2 separate regions of the Homo sapiens genome follow, and region 1 is linked to region 2. A link is a loop called in an ENCODE intact Hi-C map of the cell type or tissue named here. Cell type or tissue: HepG2. All regions are shown on one strand. Links, peaks and the distances in the headings refer to the core of each region. The heading gives the core; the rest is flanking DNA. Region 1 overlaps TFDP2 (transcription factor Dp-2). Region 2 has its middle 55 kb from the start of GK5.

Region 1 (11,280 bases), core at 1,909-9,908, 320 kb before region 2:
ACTCCAGCCTGGGTAACAGAGAGAGACTCCATCTCAAAAAAAAAGTCAATGTGAATAGACATATTTCTGAGGAAGACATACAAATAGTCAATAAACACATGAAAAGATGCTCAACATCAGAAGTCATTATGGAAATGCAAATCAAAATCACAGTGGGAGCCAAGGCAGGTGGATCGCTTGAGCTCAGAACTTTGAGACTAGCCTGGACAACATGGCAAAACCCCATCTCTACCAAACATATCAAAAAAAAAAAAAAGATTTAACCGGGCATGGTGGCACACATCTGTGGTCCCAGCTACTCAGGAGGCTGAGGTGGGTGGATCGTTTGAGCCCATGAGTTCGAGGCTGCAGTGAGCAGAGATTGCGCCACTGCACTCCAGCCTGGAGAGCAAGACTCTCTCCCCTCCACCACCACCCTGCCCCACCCCCCCCACAAAAATCACAGCGAGATATCACTTCACTTCTGTGAGGATGGCTATAATTCAAAAGATGTATAGTGACAAGTGTAGAAAAGGATATGGAGGGCAGGCACGGTGGCTCACATGTATAATCCCAACACTTTGGGAGGCTGAGGCAGGTGAATTCAGGCCAAGAGTTCCAGATCAGCCTGGCCAACATGGTGAAATCCTGTCTCTACTAAAAATACCAAAACTAACCGGGCATAGCGGCAAGGTGCCTGTAATCCCAGCTACTCAGGAGGCTGAGGCAGGAGAATCACTTGAACCTGGGAGGTGGAGGTTGCAGTGAGCCAAATTACGTCACCGCACTCCAGCTTGGGCGACAGAGTGAGACTCCGTCTCTAAATAAGTAAGTAAGGATGTGGAGAAATTGGAACACTTATCCACTGGTTGGACTGTAAATGGTACAGGAGCTTTGGAAAACAGTTTGGTATTTCCTTAAAATGTTAAACACAGAGTTACCATATGACCCAGCAATTTCACTCGTAGGTATATGTTTTTAGAGATAAAAACATATGTTTACACATAAACTTTTATAAGAATGTTAACAGCAGCATCATTCGAGATAGCCAAAAAGTGGAAACAGTCCAAATATCTACCAACTGATGAATGGATAAACAAAATGTGGTCCATCCATACAATGGAATAGTATTTGGCAATAAAGAGGAATGAAATACTGATGGTGCTACAACATGAACGAACCTTGAAACACTACACTAAGTGAAAGAAGCTATCCACAAAATGCCCCATGCTGTAGGGTTCCATTCACATAAAGCGTCTTTCTAGAATAGGCAAATCCATAGTGACACAAAGTAGATTAGTGGTTGCCAGGGGCTGAGGGAGAATGGGGGAATAGAGACTGTTAATGGGTTTGGGTTTCTTTTTGGGTTTTTAAATTAAAATATTCTGGAATCAGATAGTGGTGATGATTAGCAACCTTGTGAATATACCAAAACATCACTGAACTGACATTTTTAAATGGTGTATTTTATGGCATGTGAATTCAATCTCAATTTAGAAAAGCTACAATGGTATCATTTCAGACCCACCTGATTAGGAAAATAGAACACTTCTACTCTGCTGGGGAACGTGTAATTTGGTAAAATCAAATTGAAAATTTTTGGTATCATCTAGTAAAGCTGAAGATGTACCCAACTCTGACCTAACAAGTTCAATCTGTACGTTTGCATGTGGTCACTGGGATACATGTATAGGAATGTTCAAAGCAGCACTGTATTTTAACATCAAGCAATCGGAAACAAACAGTTTATTTTCAGTAAAATAAACAGATAAGCTGTGATGTATTCATATAATGGAATTTTACACAGGAGTAAGAATGTATGAATTATATCTATATTAAATCACATGGATGACTCTAAAGAACATAATATCGAGTGAAAAAAAATCAAATCACCAAAGAGTATATTACTATGACTTCACTTATATAGAGGCCAGAAGTAGGCAAAACTAAATAATACATTATTTCCAGTTTACCATTTTGGTTTATCTCTAAAGAAATGCAAGTGAATGACAATGAAATGTAAGAGAATGGTTATATTTGAGGGGTGGGAAAGGGCACAGAGCCTGGGGCAGGGGCATGCAGTGGACTGGAACAGTAATGTGCTTTCCTCAGCTGGGTGCTGGATTCATGGGGGTCTACTGTACTGTGACCCTTCAGAGTCTACAGACGTAAACAACCTTTGTATCTACTCAGTATTTAATAAGAACAATTTAAGACTGGGGAAAGAGGAAGAAGGAACAGTAAATATGGTCAACTTGAGAAGTTTTACTGTAAAGAGGAGCAGCGTACACAAATGTGAATCCAGGTTTACCCCGTTCTGCCCTTTTTTCCCCTGACATTTAAACTTTCAGTCCACTCCTCCTCTCTGAATTCAATTAATCAAATGTTTTTATGTATGGGCAGATAATAGATATACTAAATTTTCCATTAGAGGGAAGTAGGATGTACCTACTTTTTTTTTTTTTTTTTTTTTTTTGAGACAGAGTTTCACTCTTCTTGCCCAGGCTAGAGTGCAATGGCGATCTCAGCTCATTGCAACCTCCACCTCCCAGGTTCAAGTGATTCTCCTGCCTCAGCCTCCTGAGTAGCTGGGATTACAGATATGTGCCATCACGCCCGGCTAATTTTTTGTATTTTTTTAGTAGAGACAGGGTTTCACCATGTTGGCCAGGCTGGTCTCGAACTCCCGACCTCAGGTGATCCACCCGTCTTGGCTTCCCAAAGTGCTGGGATTACAGGTGTGAGCTGCAGCGCCCGGCCAGGATGTACCTACTTTCTTTTGTAAATTGCCCAAAGTTTCCCTTGAAGTATCCACAGGGCACTAAGAGAAGATTTTTTAAAACTCCCTCATTGAGCTTTTACTAGCTTACTCTAACTAGGCTCTAAGCTAGGTACTGGGAATTACAAGATCTCTCTGAAGAGCCAAATTCAGTGCTGAGTGAGCCAATTTAGATGTAATAGTATATAATGTGTGGTGTATAGATGTAAGTTCATAATGTTATGAAACAAACTATTTAATCTAATTTTTGAAAAAATGGTCCTAAAGTGTTAAAGGTTTCAGTTTGTCGACACAAGCACAGATGTTCTAAAATTTTGCAATTTTCTATAAGAAAGGTTTTAACAAGTTTGGATTCAACATTTAATCAGGGACAACACATGAAAGCATCAGTTAACATACCTGTGATATAACCTTCTAAAGCCTTTGGCACCAGGGATTTCGCAAGTTTCAGATCCTCCAGAGAGCATTTGCCTGACTCCAGGCCAAACGACATTCCCATCCGCTTTAGTACTTCTATGTCATCATGGATCTCAAAGGTGTTGTCAAAATTGAAAAGATACTCAAACCTGCATCAGGAAACAAAGTAAAGGGTTTTTGGTGGTGCTGGAGAGGTCTGAATAGTTTTGTATTCTATAGTTTAAGTAACAGAATGGGGGCCTAAATCCAGCTATAGTGCTAGAAATTGCTACCATTTAGAGAGCCATGAGTCATTCTGCTCTGTCAGGGGAATGACATCTCAAATAAAACACTTTCCCAATTAAAACAACATTCCTCTGACAGATGATAGAAACCCACAAACTTTAGCCCTAACTCTGTTACAAACAGAGGATAGAAATTTTATTCTAAATCCAGTACTTCTCAAAGTTGCCTACAGCTTTGCCACAAAAGAAAAGCCTTTCTACTTTAATATTACGATATCCCTATTCCGAGTTGGCCTGTTAGCTTTGAGGAAAAAAACATTTTGAATGCTTACTTCATTTTCATGAGTCAAATGTTAGCTACAGCCTACTTCAGATAAGCAATAAATAGAAGACTTTCAACAAGTGAAAACAACCCCAAATCCTGTCCTGAGAGGCTAAGGAGTAAAATGTTTTAAGAAAAAATGTCACATGTAATACAAGCACGTTTCCAAATATGTTTGGAAAGTACCCAAATTGGATTCCCAGCTTCCCAGCAGCCCAACACACGTTAATCAAGAGGCAAAAGAAGGAAGACACAGTCCTTCCGACTCCTAGGCTAGGCCTGGAGCACCTTCATCATGGGCCTCAGCCCTGCAGGGACAGGGTTTGGGGACAATGGTAGGTTTCACCTGGTCATGAAATTCTATTAAAATCATGTGAGGGTAAAACTTTATACCCTATCTAAGATAATTTGAATAACAGATTATCTTAGAAGCAAAAATTATAATTTGAAGCAAAATACCAATTTAAGTAATCTAAAGTATATGAATTTGATTAAAGTACAATAACAACTTAAAAAAAAAAATCTGAAGTGGGTGCCTGCCACAGGGATGATTTCAGGCATCTGTTAAAAGCAGATCGTTTTGTAAATGTAATCCTCATTGTGGAAAGCCTCTTGGCTAATTATGGGGAAAGACTGCATCACCAAAGTAACTGAAAGGGTTTTTGGACCTACGTCGGATAACAAGCTTGTACAAGCTACTCAGAGCCTCCTTCCCTCCACTCAAAGGAAGGCCAAGGAAAGGGCATGAGTCAGGGACCACCCAAGAGATGGAAGCCTCACCAGATTCCAGCCTGGGGGAACAGTGTCCACAATACCCTAGGCCAATGATTCCCAGATTTTCCCATCATTCTTTTTAGACTTAAGAGACTAACCTAAGATAGTTTTATAATTCTCCATACAAAACAAGAGACTAATTTGAGAGAGTAACTAGAATGCTAAGTTTTGTGTTTTTTATCTGAAAAGATGCTAACCATTTTCCAGAATTCTCAGTTTTTTGTTGTTTTTTTTTTTTTTTTTTTTTTTTGAGACAGAGTCTTGCTCTGTCGCCCAGGCTGGAGTGCAGTGGCACGATCTCGGCTCAATGCAAACTTCACCTCCTGGGTTCAAGTGATTCTCCTGCCTCAGCCTCCTGAGTAGCTGGGAGTACAGGCGCGTGCCACCATGCCTGGCTAATTTTTGTATTTTTAGTAGAAATGGGGGTTTTACCATGTTGGTCAGGTTGGTCTCGAACTCCTGACCTTATGATCCACCCACCTTGGCCTCCCAAAGTGCTGGGATTACAGGTGTGAGCCACCGTGCCCGGCCTGAATTCTCAGTTTTCTGAGACTATGTTAATGGTCCTCTTTGACATATATTTATAAAGAATTTGCAAGTGTGTGGAAAATAATTCAGATATCTACCACTTACTGACCACTGGGCTGGGTTGTATATTAATTTACCCATAACTTTTTGAAACTGGCAAGGTAAATACTATAATTCTTATTTTTGTGGAGAAAGGAACATGATCTCAGAGAGGTTAAGAAACTTAGAAGATTAAAAAATGGATCAGCTTTAGTTGGCCAAGGAAGTGTGCACCTGCAGTCCTGGCTACTAGGAAGGCTGAGGCAGGGGGACCGCTTGAGCCCAGGAGTTTGAGGCTGCAGTGAGCTATAATCGTGCCTGTAAATAGCCACTGCACTCCAACCTGGGCAACAGTGAGAACAGTGAGAATCCACTCTTTTTTTGGGGGGGACGGAGTTTTGCTCTTGCTGCCCAGGCTGGAGTGCAATGGTACAATCTTGGGTCACTGCAACCTCTGCCTCCTGGGTTCAAGTGATTCTCCTGCCTCAGCCTCCCGAGTAGCTGGGATTACAGGTGTGCATCATCACGCTAATTTTTGTATTTTTAGTAGCCACAGGGTTTCACCATGTTGGTCAGGCTGGTCTCAAACTCTTGACCACAGGTGATCTGCCTGCCTTGGCCTCCCAAAGTGCTGGGATTACAGGCATGAGCCAACACGCCCGGCCAAGAATCCACTCTTAAAAAAAAATTTATTGGTTCTGGTTTACTTCATAACCTCTACTATTTCTTTTTGTGTCTATAGTCTCAATTATCAAATAGTTTTGAAATTCCTGCTGTTTTTTTCTTTTTTCTTTTTTCGAGACAGAGTCTTGCTCTGTCGTCCAGGCTGGAGTGTAGTGGCACAATCTCGGTTCACTGCAACCCCTGCCTCCCAGGTTCAAGCGTTTCTCCTGCCTTGGCCTCCCTAGTAGCTGGGACTACAGGCGTGCGCCACCAAGCCTGGCTAATTTTTGTATTTTTAGTAGAGACAGGGTTTCACTATGTTGGCCAGGCTGGTCTCGAACTCCTGATCTCAGGTGATCCACTAGCCTCCGGCCTCCCAGAGTGCTGGGATTACAGGTGTGAACCACCACGCCTGGCTAACTCTTCTTTTGTGTGTGTGCCTTCTTAGTGGAGTGGCCCGGAATCTCTGGACACAACAGAGACCGGCAGGGGGCGCAAGAGCGCCAGGAAGAAGAGTGGGAAAACAAGTAGCAGTGAAGCCCAAGGGCAATGTCAGGGCCCTAGGAGACAGGAAGTTCTGGTATCCCTGGGACAGTTCTGGGGTATGCCTGTGGTACTGACGCAATTATTATAGAGTCTTCTTTTGCATTAATAAATCCCTATTTGAACAATAAACTATAGGCTGACCTTTTGTAACAGCAGCTAACATTTAAAAAACACTTACCTCAAGTCATTATAGACATTAACTCATTTAATCCTCACAAGGCTGGGAAGTCATAGGGGACCCAGTATCATTCCTATTTGTTCTTGAGAAAACAGAGCTTTGCAGCAGCGAAGTGGGGGAGCCATAAGCGGTACATGGATCCGTCTCACTCTGCACCCTATATATACTCTTAACTCTTTTATGGTACTGGTCACAGCCTGAAGACCACTGAGAGAAACTTTTTCATGAATGGTAAAATACATCACAAATTAATTCTATATTTTGAAAAGTGCTACTTCTTATTTGCCATAATGAATATTATCATTGATCTTAGTTAAAATGTAAAAACACAATTTAAAGGAAGCAAAGAATGTGCCAGGCATTTTCATGTCTATTCATACATTCATTAATAAACAGAAGCATGCATAACTATGATATAGCAAAACAAAGAAATAATTGGTTTAATGCCACATGTTGACCTAAAATATTTCCGTAATAAACTATGACGGTGAATCACCAATGAATCTACCTTGTCCCAGACCCACAGTGCTGGGCTAACTTATCACAGTTACTTGCTCAGAGTTACCACATACATGCAGCACGTCATAGGTTGGGCCCAGACACTGCCACACACATATAATACAGACAGCACAGTGCCTGGCACAAGACAGGGGACCACAGAGGGTGAGGGTTGGAGCGCACACTAGTGGAAGATTGCACCCATGGTTCAGGAGGTGTTTCATGTGCCCCAAGGAAGCCAGCCTTTGAGGGGTGCAACTAATAAAGTGCATCCTTCTTGAGTTTGCAAATGATATGAAAATGTTAACAGAAGGCCAGCCCTGCACCCATCCCTAGTTCTCCACTCACTTGTCACTGGAGATGCTGCAATCTATGACTGTTTTTCTGCTTGTATTGATGATTATGAATGGCAGCTGAATGGTAGAGTTCAGAGCCGGCGGGCCCTGGTTTTGCTGCTCATTTTGTCGATTTCTCTGTACCAGGTTTTTGAAAGCGATTTGCTGTAATGATCAATAAAAACAATATGGTCAATTGTGCATAAGTGAGTTGGAATTTAAAAGAATTAAGATAATACCTTTAAATATAGTTTAAAATTAGAGTTTAAAGAGACATCCCGCCTGCACTAATGAATTAATTTAAAAAATTAAACATTTAAGAAAGAATGATCCAACTCAATAAATACATTTTTCCATCATCCATAGAAACAGGACCTCACAATCTGGGAAAGAACCAGTAGGCACCTGGAACTCTTCAGCAAATGACACAGCAAGGGTGATACCATTTATCTAACATAGACTCCTGACAGTTTGGGGTCAAATATGCCCCCAAACTTTAGGATGTGTAGCCCAGGGATATGCAAACATTTTAAAGGCACAAAATTGTTTCTTCAAATAAAATCTCGAGGGAGGCTGGGCACAGTGGCTCACGCCTGTAATCCCAACACTTTGGGAGGCCAAAGCAGGTTGATTGCTTGAGTCCAGGAGTTTAAGGCCAACCTGGGCAACATGGCAAAACCCTATCTCTACAAAAAATACAAAAACTAGCTGGGCATGGTGGTATGTGCCTATAGTCCCAGCTACCCAGGAGGCTGAGGTGGGAGGATTGTTTGAATCCAGGAGGCAGAATTTGCTGTGAGCAGAGATCATACCACTCCATTCCAGCCTGGGTGACAGAATGAGACCCTGTCTCAAAACAAAACAAAAAAAAACTCATGTAAAACAGATGGAAGTGGTGCTGTTGAGGCTGGCTGCAGTGAGGCCAGGTCCTAAGCTCTGCCATCTCTGCCCTCAAGCACAGCCACATGGTTTCTAAGGCACCTCCACAGAACTTCTCAGCAGCCTCTGGGCACAGTTTGGAATCCAGCCCCAGCCTTCCCCAACCAGACATTTCCAGATGAGGTAACTGAGGCTCAGCACTAATTATAAGATACATCAAGGCCTAAATTTTTTTACTGGATCTTGCCGCTACTTTTAGTTATAACCATTACTCAAAAGCCAAAGAAAGTGATCTCCCTTTTAGACGGAGGCTGCAGTAAGCCGAGATTGCACCACTGCACTCCAGCCTGGGCAACAAGAGCAAAACTCTGTCTGAGAAAAACCAACCAACAAACAAACAAGTGATCTCCCTTTTTTTAATAAGGTAAATGTACGATAGAATTTCACAGCTAGAAAGACTGTATGCAGTTCAAGTTTTTCATCTGCTCAAGAAACAGATAACGTTTTAAAAGTTCCTCAAGTCAGAGCCATTCATTCCCCTTCATTAGCTTGTTATAATCTTGTCACCCAGTAGTGATAAATTTATTTTTTACATTTTAGCAATCTTATGATCAGTATTGTTTATTTCAGGTTCTGGACCTTAACTAAAGTTTCAGTAAGATTACTATTATTGGCCAGGCATGGTAGCTCACACCTGTAATCTCAGCACTTTGGGAGGCCGAAGTGGGAAGTTCTCTTGAGCCTAGGAGTTGGAGGATGCAGTGAGCTATGACTGTGCCACTACATTCCAACCTGGGCAACAGAGCCCTTTCTCAAGAAGAAAAAGAAAAGAAAAAAAGGAAAGAAAAGAAGGGAAGAGAAGGGAGGGGAAGGGGAAGGGGGAGGGGAAGGGGAAGGGGAAGGGGAAGGAAAGGGGAAGGAAAGGAAAGGAAAGGAAAGGAAAGGAAAAAAGAAAAGAAAAGAAAAGATTACTATTATCTTAAAATGGCTGAGTGCTATCTCCCCAAAAGGGGAAGATTTACTCTTTGAAAAGCACAAAAAATAATGAACACCAATTTATTGTAGACCTAAGTGTGTCCAAAAATCACTATCAATAACTAGCACTATCAATATCATTACCAAACATTATTGAGGTTACATTTCATTATTTTCTGTTGCTAAAAAACGAATTCATTGCTTAATTCCTTTAATAATGAGGAAAAATTATGATTAAACTGTGGAACTGAGAAAAAGAATTACATGCTTAAATACTCCTGCATAGCTTCTCTTCCCTTTTACTAGAATACACATCTCAAGAGCTGTTCCTACACTTTGCCTAACTTGGTGTCTGTCCCTAGTGCCACAAGAGGACCCTGGTATATGGGGGAATATAAGCAGTGATAACTAATGGCCCTTATGTATTTGTGATTCACTATTTAATGCTGTGTACATTTAATAGTATCAATGGTTTTTCAAGTGAAGAGAGCAGTAAAAACATAATGTTTTTATTATTATTATTTATTATTATTTTTTTGAGACGGAGTCTCACTCTGTTGCCCAGGCTGGAGTACAGTGGCACGATCTCAGCTCACTGCAACCTCCGCCTCCCAGGTTCAAATGATTTTCCTGCTTCAGCCTCCCGAGTAGCCGGGACTACAGGCACCCGCCACCATGCCTGGCTAATTTTTGCATTTTTAGTAGAGGCGGGGTTTTACCATATTGGCCAGGCTGGTCTCGAACTCCTGACCTTGTGATCTGCCCACCTCGGCCTCCCAAAGTGCTGGGATTACAGACATGAGCCACTGCACCTGGTCATAATAATGTTTTTTTTAACACTGTCACAAATTTCATATACCATATAATGTTATTTTGGATAGTAAAAGGAAAAATAATTCACTTATTTTGAACTGACTTATTTGTTGCCCTTTGATTGATTTCCTTTGGCCTTTTGTTCTTTTTCAAACTCATTAACATCTATTCCAGAGGCTGAACAGCTTTAAGTGTGTTCATTCATTTTCCTATGCGTTTATTATGGAAAAGGTTTAAGGGCTGGAAAGGGCAATTATAGAGATAAAAGTAGGATATTGGGATTATCTACAGGTTTGCTTTACTCACTCCATTCTTCTACATTACCAAAAATAAAAGAGAGGTGGTAGCAAGGAGGTAATAGTTACCTGTGTCATGTGACATGAGTGAGTTGTGACATGAGCTTATAAAAAAAAATCAAGTGAGCTTAGCCACAGCAAATGGATTACTTATTAAAAAAAAAAAAAAAAAAAAGACAGAGTCTTGCTCTGTTGCCCAGGCTGGAGTGCAGTGGTGCAATCTCGGCTCACTGCAACCTCCGCCTCCCGGGTTCAAGTGAATCTCTTGCCTCAGCCTCCTGAGTACCTGAGATTTCAGGTGTGCACCACCATGCCTGGCTAATTTTTTTATTTTTAGTAGAGACGGGGTTTCACCATGTTTGTCAGGCTGGTCTCAAACTCCTGACCTCGTGATCTGCCCACCTCGGCCTCCCCAAGTGCTGGGATGACAGGAGTAAGCCACTGTGCCTGGCTGCTTAATTTACTTTCTATGACAACTTAATTTATTTGATGAAAGGAAAAAAACTGAAATGCTAGGAGGAAATAAGTTTTTTGTTTTTTTTTTTTTTGAGACAGAGTTTCGCTCTTGTTGCCCAGGCTAGGGTGCAGTGGGGCGATCTCAGCTCACTGCAACCTCTGCCTCCCAGGTTCAAGAGATTATCCTGCCTTAGCCTCCCAAGTAGCTGAGATTACAGGCATGCGCCACCATGCCTGGCTAATTTTTTGTATTTTTAGTAGAGACGGGGTTTCTCCATGTTGGTCAGGCTGGTCTCGAACTCCTGAACTCAGGTGATCTGCCCGTCTCCGCCTCCCAAAGTGCTGGGATTACATGCGTGAGCCACCACATCCGGCCTTTGGAAATAAGTTTTAAGTTTACCAGAAGACCACAAGTTGATTTCAGTTATACTTTGGGTTTCACTTTAATGTTTAGAGAGACCTGTTTCTATGAATGTTGACAGCCATGTTGCCCCTGGGTGGAACTCTTCTACAAATATTTGGTTTGAGAGACAGTAGAGGAAAAGAAGTTCAAGACTTTAAAAAATAAAAAAACAATGT
Region 2 (11,280 bases), core at 1,524-9,523:
GATGGAGTTTCACTCCTATTGCCCAATCTGGAGTGCAAGGGCCAGAGCCTCAGGTCTAGAACTGGGAGGGGAGCAGAGGGAAAAGATGAGTTGCAGTGAGCGTGGGAGAACTGCAGTAAAGTCACTGAGAGACATCTATCTGGCTGGAAGAGAAAGCTTGAATCTTTATTTTACATAATGTTTTACCTAACACTACTTTTACATCAAACAATGGGAAGAATCTTATGAATGTTTTCCATTAAATTGTGGGAGTCCACACATCTCTTGGCACTACCATTGCAAGTCAGCTAGATCTCCACACCTGCACCAAGCATGTCAGCTACATTTTTATCTGCTTTATATAGAAGAATAATGCTTTCAATCTTATTGATTAAAGGATTCTATGGCTTTAAAAAAGATTCCCTGCAATTGGCAATGGGGTGTGATTGAAGAATTCTGAGCCAGGAAGCAGGTCAGTTTCATTTTAGCAGAAGCCTCTGATAGCAGAGTGGGGAGGCAGGCAGTGTTGCATGGTGTCTCAGTCTCTGGCTTTAGGATCATGCAGATTTAGATTTGAATTCTGCCTTTACCATTCACCATCTGTGTGTTCCCATGTAAGTCACTTCATTTCCCTGAGTTTTAATCAGAAAACAGGAATAATAATGGCTCTCTCATGACAGTGTGGTAAAGGTTAAATGACAGAATGCTTATGAAGTGCTTGATCTGTGAACAGTATTTCTTACAGTTATTTTTATGGACTGAAGTGGTTCAAGACTGAAAGGAGGGAAAATAGTGGACTATTGCAACAGTCCAAATATGAGAGGAAGAGGACCTGCATGAAGGCATTAACCATACGGATGGAGAGAAGAGGGCAGATACAGGAGATAACAACACACTAGGACTTGGGAACCAACTGGATTTGGGAGGCGAGGAAGGGGGAAGGAAAGGCAGAATCAAAGATGATTCATATAATTGTAACTTGTATTACTTGCTGTTCATAAGTGTAGAAATACCAGATGATGTTATTTCTGGCAAAAAATGATGACTTACTTCACTTAGTGACCTAGAGGAAGTGTAATTGAGAAATCATTATCTGATAACCCCATAAATACTGGTTAAGACTGTAGGTTCTTCTCCTTGCTTTGTGGTTAAAGAGAGAGAGAGACTGCTAGTATTTGACTAAGTTCTTGATTTGGGAGAAGTGTGTGTGTGTCTGTGTTTGTGTGTGTGTGTGTGCATGTTTTGAATTCAGGGAAGATTTATCTGGCAATGGTGGATTACAGGTTAAAAAAGTCACAGGCTGGGTGCGGTGGCACACGCCTGTAATCCCAGCACTTTGGGAGGCCAAGGCAGGCGGATCACAAGGTCAAAAGATCGAAACCATCCTGGCCAACAGGGTGAAACCCTGTCTCTACTAAAAATACAAAAATTAGCTGGGCGTGGTGGCGCACACCTGTAGTCCCAGCTACTCAGAGGCTGAGACAGGAGAATCGCTTGAATCTGGGAGGCAGAGGTTGCAGTGAGCTGAGATTGTGCCACTGCACTCCAGCCTGGCGACACAGTGAGACTCCGTCTCAAAAATAAATGAATAAATAAATAAATAAATAAATAAATAAATAATCACAAAGGCCACAAAAACTGCCTTACTAATTTGTTTCAGTTTATGCTGCAATGTGTGCAGATTCTGGGGTTTAAACTCCTGAGTCCTTTGCTTACAAACACCAGCATTTGTCTCATAACTGCTAATTTGAGATTGGCATCCTACTCTTAGTTACTTTCTTATATCACCCTGTAGTGATTTTTCCTTCTAGGGAGGAATAGATGAAATCAACGAGCTGTGACTAATATCTGCTGTTCTCTAGCAAGGGCCTCTGTGCTCATTCTCCAGAAAATACAGTATGTAGCAACAAATGAAGAGAGTAAAATTTTCTGTCAAAAGAACTGCTTGCCTGGAAATTATGCCAGCTTACTTTTTTAATGTTCTGATAAGAGAGAAGAAAAATTGCTCCTTAAGTTCCTGAGTGAGGCAAGAGCATTGTGTAGTAAGCACACAGTTCCCCTTTCTGTGAAGGGATCGAAATCTGTATGCTGGCTGAGCCCAGGGTTCTCTCCCACTCCTTCAGAGTTCTTCTCTGGAAGACCAGATTTCCTGGCAGCTTCTGGAACACAGCAGGCCCCTGCTATGGTTTGAATGTCTCTATGGTATGTTCCTCTCCATTGGAACTGAAGTCCCAAGGTGATAGTATCGAGAAGTGGAGCCTTTGGGAAAATGATTGTTATGGGGGCTCTGCCTTCATGAATGGGATTAATCCCCTTATTAAAGAGGCTTCAGAGACTGACTGACCTTTTGGCCCTTTGCCTTTCACCACGTGAGGATGCAGCAAAAGACGTCACCTATGAAGCAGAGAGCAAAGCTTCACCAGACGCTGAATCTGCTGGTGCCTTGATCTTGGACTTCCCAGACTCCAGAACTATGAGAAATAAATTTCTATTATATATAAATTACTCAGTCTAAGGTATTTTGTTATAGCAGCAGAAGGGACTAAGACAGCCCCCAGCTAATACTTACGAAACTGCATTGAATGAACTCCTTTGAGCCGTGTCACAAGTTTTCCCTTCTGCATGGCCAGCCCCACTGATTCTGCCCCTGGTCCTTGTTGACATTTCCTCCAATAATGTCCTGCCCTCTGGCAGAAGGCTCACCTTTTTGGCACTGCATCATCTCTCACATGCTTCAAGGGACACCTTTGAGTGGGGATGCCACATTGGCCTGCCTGCTCTTACATGTCATAGGCCCAGTAACCTGAGTCACAGACGTGGGAACATACTCCTGGAAGAAGCCTATGTGAAGAGCCCCTACAGACAACACTGCAGCTAGAATGCTGTATGCCCCTTAAGTCTTGCTACAAGTGGTCAAAGCCAGTTTTGAGATTCTGCTTTATTTTTTAAAACATTGATTCATTTACTCTTAGTCACATTCTTTAAAAATAATAGATGTGGAGGGATACAAAACCTGGAAAGTTGATACCTAGAGGTCTGTACTATCTTAGCCTGTCCATCTGTAGGTTTAGTCACACTTGATCACAAATTCCCTCATCTCAAGTGAAATAAAGATAGACTTATTGTCATAAATGATAGTTCTTGCCATTCTGGTGCTGCAAATAGTTTGTTCAGGGCTGTTGCACCAGAAGTTTGGGAGTTGGATAGGAAAAGACATTGATCCATTTTGGGAAGTCATCCTTGAAGTCTTCCTTGATGTTAATCTGGATTCTTGACAAAGTTCTCCTGTACCTTCTTTTGAAAAAGCAAATGGTTTATTTTTAAATTTAATTTTTATTTTTGGAGACAGAGTCTCATTCTCTTGCCCAGGCTGGAGTGCAGTGGCGTGATCTCAGCCACTGAATCTCTACCTCCCGGGCTCAAGTGATTCTCATGCCTCAGCCTCCCGAGTATCTGTGATTACACTAGTGTGCCATCATGCCCAGCTAATTTTTGTATTTTTAGTGGAGACAAGGTTTCACCATGTTGCCTGGCTGGTCTCAGACTTCTGACCTCAAGTGAGCTACCACACCTAGTCAGAAAAGCACATAGTTTTGCTAGTGCTCCCCACTCATGCAATGTGGCATAATAGTTATTCTTTGACATTCTAAGCAGAGCAGATGACTCAACACGGTGCTCCCAGGAGCTCTTCCAAGATTAAAATATTTCCATAGATGGATAGATGAATGGATATATAATAAAGCAAGTACAGTAAAATGTAAGTGGTAGAATCTAGGTGGTGGGTACATGGATGTTCATCTGATAATATTTTAAACTTAGATTTATCTATTAGAAAATTTTCATAATAAAACATTGGAAAAAAGAAAAAAGCCCTTAACAGTGCCTGTTGCTGTCAGTGGCTATTATCAGCTAAGACCTTTAGCACTAAGAGTTAAGAAGAAATTACTTAGGCAGATATTGAGGGTATTGGTAAGGTTTTCCTTTTAATAAAAAGCAGCCCTCAAATCATTTTCTTTTCTAACAAAGAACAGCCTGTAAAATTGAGCTACAGACATGGACAAGCAAGCTGGAAGCTTGCACAGGTGAATGCCAGCAGTTGTGCCAATAGAAAAATACTATGTGGGACTAGGCAAGTTCAAAATGGTGGCTCCATCTTCCCTTCTCTTTGTCAGTCATGTGTATAGTAAGGAGCAGACAAGATGGCGCTGGCCAAGTGGAAAGCCCATTTCCATAATAAGATTAGGGTGGGGAAACCAGCCTTCCCTGTGGGCTATGTAAACATCAAACCTGATTGAACGGATCAGTGGGCTTTACCAAGCCTGCCTATAAAATCTGCTATGGTCTGCCACTTTTCCCTTTTTCGGACACCTCTCTCTCACAAGAAGCTGCTCTTCTCTCTCCTTTCTTCTGCCTATTAAACTTTCTGCTCCTTAACCCACCCACATGTGTTTGTGTCCTTAATTTTCTTGGCACGAGACAATGAACCCTGGGTATTTACCCTAGACAACAATGCCGCTTCATCTGGGGGCTCATGCAGGATCAGAACCAAAATGGAAAGTATAAACATCAGAGCAGTAAGTGTGGAGCAAACCTCAAATCTGACCTTTAATATCAAGGCTCTCAGACTCCATTTAAAAATGCTTCAAACCAGTTTCCTTTCATGGAACTCAATCGCTTAGTTCCTCTGGTTCCATGGCTGGGGGGGTCACACTCCCAGCCATTGCATGGGGCTGGGAGAGGTCCTGGAGCAACTAAGGATTTCTGGCCAGGGCACACCCTGGTGTTATCCAGAGGCTTCTGGGTTGAACCCAGCCTTTGGCCACCCATCTGAGTGCTGGCAAAAAGGATCTCTAGCTATCCTGTTACAAAATTTTCCTCCTCTTCTATCCATGGTCACCATGTCTCCTATTTTCTCTGCATGCAATGTGCAGGAATTTTTATAGTTCAGGGAAGTAATCCTGTTAGGAAAGATCAGGAAATGCTGTAGTAACTGGAATATAGCTCAGGGGAATGCCATTGTGATTTCCTAGGAACAGAAAGTCTTCTCCCACAGTGAGCATTTCACCCTCTGCCCTTGATCTGGAAAGCACATGGCATCTCCAGGTCACTCTCTGCCCTTGAGCTGGAGAGCACGTGGCATTTTAAGGTCAATATCGCCACCTAGTGAACTAAAAATCATCTCCATGAGGCGTTGTCGGTCCTTTGACATAACACTGTACCTTCCCACTTCTTCTCCCATTTTGCACCTCTCTACTAGAGACCAAGCTTTATGCTGCTTCTGTGGATGGGAAAACTCTGCATTCAACAATTAGGAGCAAAATGTCCTCCAGAACCAAATTTTAGTTCCAATACTGTCCCATCAGCAGGAAAATCACTATTAGGTCCCTATGTTCCTTTAAGTCACCTATTTATGTCTCCAGTTAAAGCAATACTTATTAAGGGGATTTTAAGTCCAGAAGTTAATGAGAACCATTCTCTAGGGGGAAATGCTTCAGCATGGGCCATAATAGCAAAATATGGAGTTCAATCTAATACCCTCCAAAGGCAACGACCTTTTTTTTTTTTTTTTTGAGATGGAGTTTTTGCTCTTTCACTCAGGATGGAGTGAAGTGGTCCAATCTTGGCTCACTGCAACCTCTGCGCCCTGGGTTCAAGTGATTCTCCCCCCTCAACCTCCTGAGTAGCTGGAATTATAGGTGCCTGCCACCAAGACAGGTTAATTTTTTTTTTTTTTTTTGAGATGGAGTCTTGCTCTGTCGCCCAGGCTGGAGTGGAGTGGTGTGATCTCGGCTCACTGCAAGCTCCACCTCCCAGGTTCACACCATTCTCCTGCATCAGCCTCCCAAGTAGCTGGGATTACAGGCGCCCACCACCACGCCCGGCTAATTTTTTTTTTTTTTTTAGTAGAGATGGAGTTTCACTGTGTTAGCCAGGATGGTCTCGATCTCCTGACCTCGTGATCCGCCCACCTCGGCCTCCCAGAGTTCTGGGATTACAGGCGTGAGCCACCATAACCGGCCTAAGACTGGCTAATTTTTGTATTTTTAGTAGAGATGGGGTTTTGCCATGTTGGCCAGGTTGGTCTCGAACCAACCTGGGTGACTTCAGGTGACCCACATGACTCAGCCTCCCAAAGTGCTAGGATTACAGGCATGAGCCACTGTGCCCAGCTCCAAAGGCAACTATTACGTAGTCCTTCCCAATATCCATTTTTCAGGGAGGCACACAGATCACACAAGTCTAGGAAGTCAAAGGGAAATCACAGGCAGAGGACTAGAGTCACATGGGTAAGCGTGACTAATCTCAATTGCTTAGTTCCTCTGGTTCCATGGCTGGGGGGCGGTCACACTTACAACCATGGGTGGCGTGTTCAACAAGGTGCCAGGACCTAGGAACCAAGGAGGGAAAACAGCAGAGAGGACGCCCCCATTGTCTTTTCCTCCACACTTGGTCACACCAAAAGGAAGGAGACAAAAGGGATGCCTTTTTCTTGCTTCTCTTTCTAAATGGGTAACAAACCATCTTCAGCTTGCACCCCTCTGGGGTGCATCCTGAAGCACAGGGACTCCTTTAACCCTGAGACTTTGAAGGAAAAGTGGCTCACTTTCTTTTACACAAGGGCATGGCCTTCTTACTAGACCTTTGCAAGCATTGCACAATCAACCCAGCTCTTGTAGTAGTCATATCAGACAGGCCTATAGAGAATGATTCCCCAAAATTGGAGAAGCAACTTCTGGGGGAACCATCTGAGGATCCCCCTAACTTGGGGCCCCCTAAAGTTCCCTTATCATTACAGGACCTTAGGTAAATAAAGGGAGACTTAGGCCGATTTTCTGACAACTCTGATAGTTATATAGAAGCTTTCCAAAATTTAACTCAGGTGTTTAACCTCTCATAAAGTGATATTATGCTGCTCCTAAACCAAACCCTAACCGTAGCTGAAAAACAGGCAGCTCTGCAGGCAGCAGAGCATTTCAGAGATGAGCAATATGTTTCCTACAGCAGGCCAAAAGGGAAAGGAGAAAATAGAGAATGTGAAGAAATAGGGGAAACACCATTCCCAATAGGAAGAGAGGCAGCACCTCTTGACAATCCTAATTGGAACTCCCAGACTTTTCTGTGGTAATTTTCCTTCTTTCGTTGTTTAAAATGGCTTCTATCTCTTCTTTTATAATGTTCTTCCAACCTGGGAAGAGCTAATTTCCTCAAACCTTAAAATGCTTGGCTTAGAGTTGAGCTAGGGGTAAAGGAACCCAGAAGCCTGACATGCTGAAAAAAGGGTAAAAGTTATGTGTGTGTTTTGTTTGTTTTGTTTTGTTTTTTACCAGTTGAGCTTTTGGCTTCTCTTTCCCTGAGTAAACTGGTAAAAGGGGAAATAAGGATTATTGTTTATATTCTCTATATAAAGTTTTAATTAGTGAAAAAGGATTTGTGCGGTTGGTCTTAAGCTGTAGCCAATCTGTTGTGTTTTGTGTGTCTTTCTGCATGGTTTTGTCAAAAGAAAGGGTACCTTAGGATGCAGGGCCAGGACCGCATAAGACTGCTGTTCAAGCCAGCCTAACAAAATGATCAGTAACAAACTTGGCTACAGGCCTCCATCTTGTTTCGTGTCCTTGGAAACATGACCTGTAACCACGTGGCAATACTTTTAGTCTCCATTTTACAATGGTGGCTGTCTTCTTGTGCTAAGTCAGTTCCTGGGTGGCGGCCACAAAATCAGATAAGCCAGTTTATCAATCTGGGTGGTGCCAGATGATCCATCAAGGCCAGGGTTTACAAAATATCTTAAGTGCTGATCTTGAGAGCAGCTTAGGGAGGGTCAAAATCTTGTAACCTCCAGCTGCATGACTTCTAGGCCATGGTTTCTAATCTTGTGGCTAGTTTCTTGTCTGGTCCCCAGGCAAGAGGGAAGTATACCTTAGGAAGGGGCTGTTATCATCTTTGTTTTAAACTATAAACTGCAAACCAGGGTTCTCCCAAAGTTGGTTCGGCCCATGCCGAGGGATGGGCAAGGACAGCTTGCAGGCTGGAGCAAGATGGAGTTACTTGGGTTGGATCTCTTTCACTGTCTCAGTCACAGTTTTGCAATGATGGTTTCAAAAGCTGCTTACCACCCCTTTGAAAATACCTCATACACTGGAGGTTAAGTTATAACCTAATTAAGGCTTGTTGGTTTCACCTGTGGGGTTACTTTTTGTAAAGTTCCAAAGCTGAAAATCTTAATTGTTTTGCATGGCTGAAGTCGAGTAACAAAAGATTTAAAAGGATTTTCTTAAATAGTGCTCAGCTTAATTAAAAATGGATAGCCAAGTTATAGGTATATTTAAAAGGCATTCACGTTTTTCTCTTCTTGGATCTTATTTTTCTGGAAAAAGGTTTTTTCTTCTCAGTCGACTGAATTATTTTTCTCCATTTTTTTGTCTTTCCACTCTTAATGCACACATGAGAGGCCCTAAGATAACTTCTGGTAGCCTGGGACTCCTTGGGAAAAACAGAGGAGGCACCATAGATTCCATTTTGGGGGAAAAACCCCCTATTTTCCTCATGTAACCCCAGGAATTGAAAGTGGATGGATCCCTCTCAAAATCAAAGGCTCTGTTCTGTTTTGCATTGTGTTATCTGATGGTTTTAAGTTTTGGGGGTATCAAAAGTTACCTTGCAGTATGAGAGAGCTTTGGTGTGTAATAACTAGGTAGGAAATATACTTTAAGGGATGGCTAATAGTGTTCATGGAGGGATACTTAACTCTTTGCACATTTGAATCAGAGAAGCATGCTCTTGTCCACCTGGAAGATATGGAAACATCCCCACTCCCCATTAAGAGATGAGACTCCATGGAGGATGGGCTAATTACAAAACAAGCCAATTGGCTTTGGGTTGCCTTGCAATGATATGCAAGGTAGAAGCACTGCACTGCCTCCTCCTGTAGCATCTCCCTCATTCTGGGGATCCAAGATCCAGTATAAAATGGCACCCTTAATTTTGGGGATCTGTCTTTGCCTTCAGCTGTGCCTGCTTATTAGGCCCTAAAAATGCATTCCTTCCTGTTCCTCCAAGGGCTTTACCCTGAAGCAGGTAATCCAATTAATAAACTTACAAATGAAAAATCTCAGAAGTGCTGAATCTTCTGTCTGTCTGTGTATATATGTGTTGTGTGTAATGTCTATAAAAAGAGCTCTAATTGATTGGCTTAAAGAAAAATGAGTGCTTAAATCAAGTATTTTTAAAGAAAAAATAAAAAGCTGTAATGCTTTTTAGTTCATATGACTTTAATCTTTAAGAAATAAAAATAGTCTTAAGAATTATTGGTAAAATACAAGGGTCATAAACATGTAAATAGGTGGTCTAAATCATGTAAGTCAGATACTAGGTTTGCTAAATGTTCCAAGGTTGTAAACTACCTGCTTTACAACTTGGTAAGGCCTGGGGACATACGAAATTAACCACACCCCTAAGTATGCTGGAAAAAGTCAGACTTTATCTATGCCTAATACATAATCAAAACAACCTACCAGGTTTCACAGTAAAGTTAAAAATTACCCAAAGTTACCACCATAATGATATAGGAGTTAAGAATGTTTCACGTGTCCGTGTGAAGAGACCACCAAACAGGCTTTGTGTGAGCAACAAGGCTGTTTATTTCACCTGGGTGCAGGCGGGCTGAGTCCAAAAAACGAGTCAGCAAGGGTGGTGGGATTATCATTAGTTCTTATAGGTTTTGGGATAGGCGGTGGAGTTAAGAGCGATGTTTTGGGGACAGGGGGTGGATCTCACAAAGTAACTTCTCAAGGGTGAGGAGAATTACAAAGAAAATTCTTAAGGGTGGGGGAGATTATAAACAACATTGATCAGTTAGTGTGGGGCAGAAACAAATCACAATGGTGGAATGTCATCAGTTAAGCTATTTTCACTTCTGTGGATCTTCAGTTGCTTCAGGCCATCTGGATGTATATGTGCAGGTCACTGGGGATATGATGGCTTAGCTTGGGCTCAGAGGCCTGACAAAGAAGAAATTACTTAGGCAGATAGTGAGGGTATGGAAGTGCTTGGTAAGGTTTTCCTTTTAATGAAAAGCAGCCCAAATCATTTTCTAACAAAGAGCAGCCTGTAAAGTTGGGCCTCAGACATAGACAAGCAACTGGGAGCTTGCAGGAATGAATGCAGGTAGGAAAGAACTAGCTGGGACTAGACATGTTCAAAATGGTGGCTCCATCTTCCCTTATCTGTCAGCCACTGTACAGTAAGGAGCAGACAAGATGGCACCGGCCCAGGGGAGAGTTCATTTGCATAATAAGATTAGGGTGGGATGAGGAGCCTTCCCTGAGAGCTATGTAAACGTCACACCTGATTGAACCAATCTGTGAGCCCTATGTAAATCAGACACTGCCTTCTCAAGCCTGACTATAAAATCCAGCACATTCATTGCTGGCCAGTTTTTTTTTTTTGCTCTCAGAAGCCCCCTCTCTCTCACTAGAAGAGTTGTTTTCCTTTCTCTTTCTTCTGCTTATGAAACCTCTGCTCCTAAACTCCTCATGTGTGTCTGTGTCTTAAATTTTCCTAGCATGAGATGATGAACACTGGGTATTTACCCCAGACAACATAGCCACTTCAATAACATGTAATTTAAACTACTAAAAATAAATTTATATGCAAGATGTGTAAAAACAGTAGAATGTATTTTCTAGTAAAAGATTATGAGAAGGCATGGAAATGTACATTTTTCCTAGTCATAAAAGATTGTCTTAAGTTAGATAAGAAAGCTGAAGGTTTAAGCAAGTTATGGAAAGGTTGTAAAAATTAATCTTGCAAAAATTCCATGTGTAAACATTAACTAAATTCAAAAGGGAATTATATGGTCATTTCATAAATTAAGCATTGAAATAAAGGTTGTCTTAAAACGCTAATCTGCCCTTTAGCAAAAGGGTTATAAAAGGTTTGTAAAGATTTCACCTCATGGTCAAATTGGTTAAGATGAAATGGAATTGTCTATGAGGTTTCATCAAAAAATTGGGGTTAACAATAAACTAATGCAAGGGTAAAATTTTGCTTTGAATAGGATTTTCATGTAATAGTAAAGGCTAATAAAAGGTTTTTGCCTTTTGAGTCATCATTTTGGAAAAATAAATAATTTATTGTAATCTGGAATTCTACTTCATAAAATCAAGTGTTTTAAACCTCTAATATTTAACAGCCTCCCCAAAATCAAACTTCAAATTTCAAAATTGCCTTTCCTGATGTCTAGCTTTCTGGATGGTTCAGAGGGCCCCTGAAGCATCCAGAGAGGTGGTGAACAGAATTATT

The links. A loop is a pair of places that touch in the nucleus more often than their neighbours do. Peaks named below come from ENCODE experiments on the same cell type or tissue, not always from the same donor. Only the 100,000 strongest peaks of a DNase experiment are listed, where the experiment ranks them.
Region 1: a loop joins it to region 2, with 18 times the contacts of the local background. A loop is called at or near these places in 61 of 110 quality-filtered maps.

The regions. Positions count from the first base shown.
Region 1 is chr3:141,956,517-141,967,796 of GRCh38, forward strand. TFDP2 (transcription factor Dp-2) reads right to left here. Exons shown (of 13, transcript NM_001178139.2): 10 at 7,296-7,447; 11 at 3,158-3,324. Among named protein-coding and RNA genes, the nearest start is that of ATP1B3, 86 kb to the left of the region's middle. In HepG2, for the core only: a CTCF peak has its summit at 6,212 (motif pointing right); a DNase peak (open chromatin) is centred at 6,225.
Region 2 is chr3:142,275,049-142,286,328 of GRCh38, forward strand. No RefSeq gene overlaps it. Among named protein-coding and RNA genes, the nearest start is that of GK5, 55 kb to the left of the region's middle. RefSeq lists an enhancer at 10,159-10,453. In HepG2, for the core only: a CTCF peak has its summit at 5,135 (motif pointing left); a DNase peak (open chromatin) is centred at 5,123.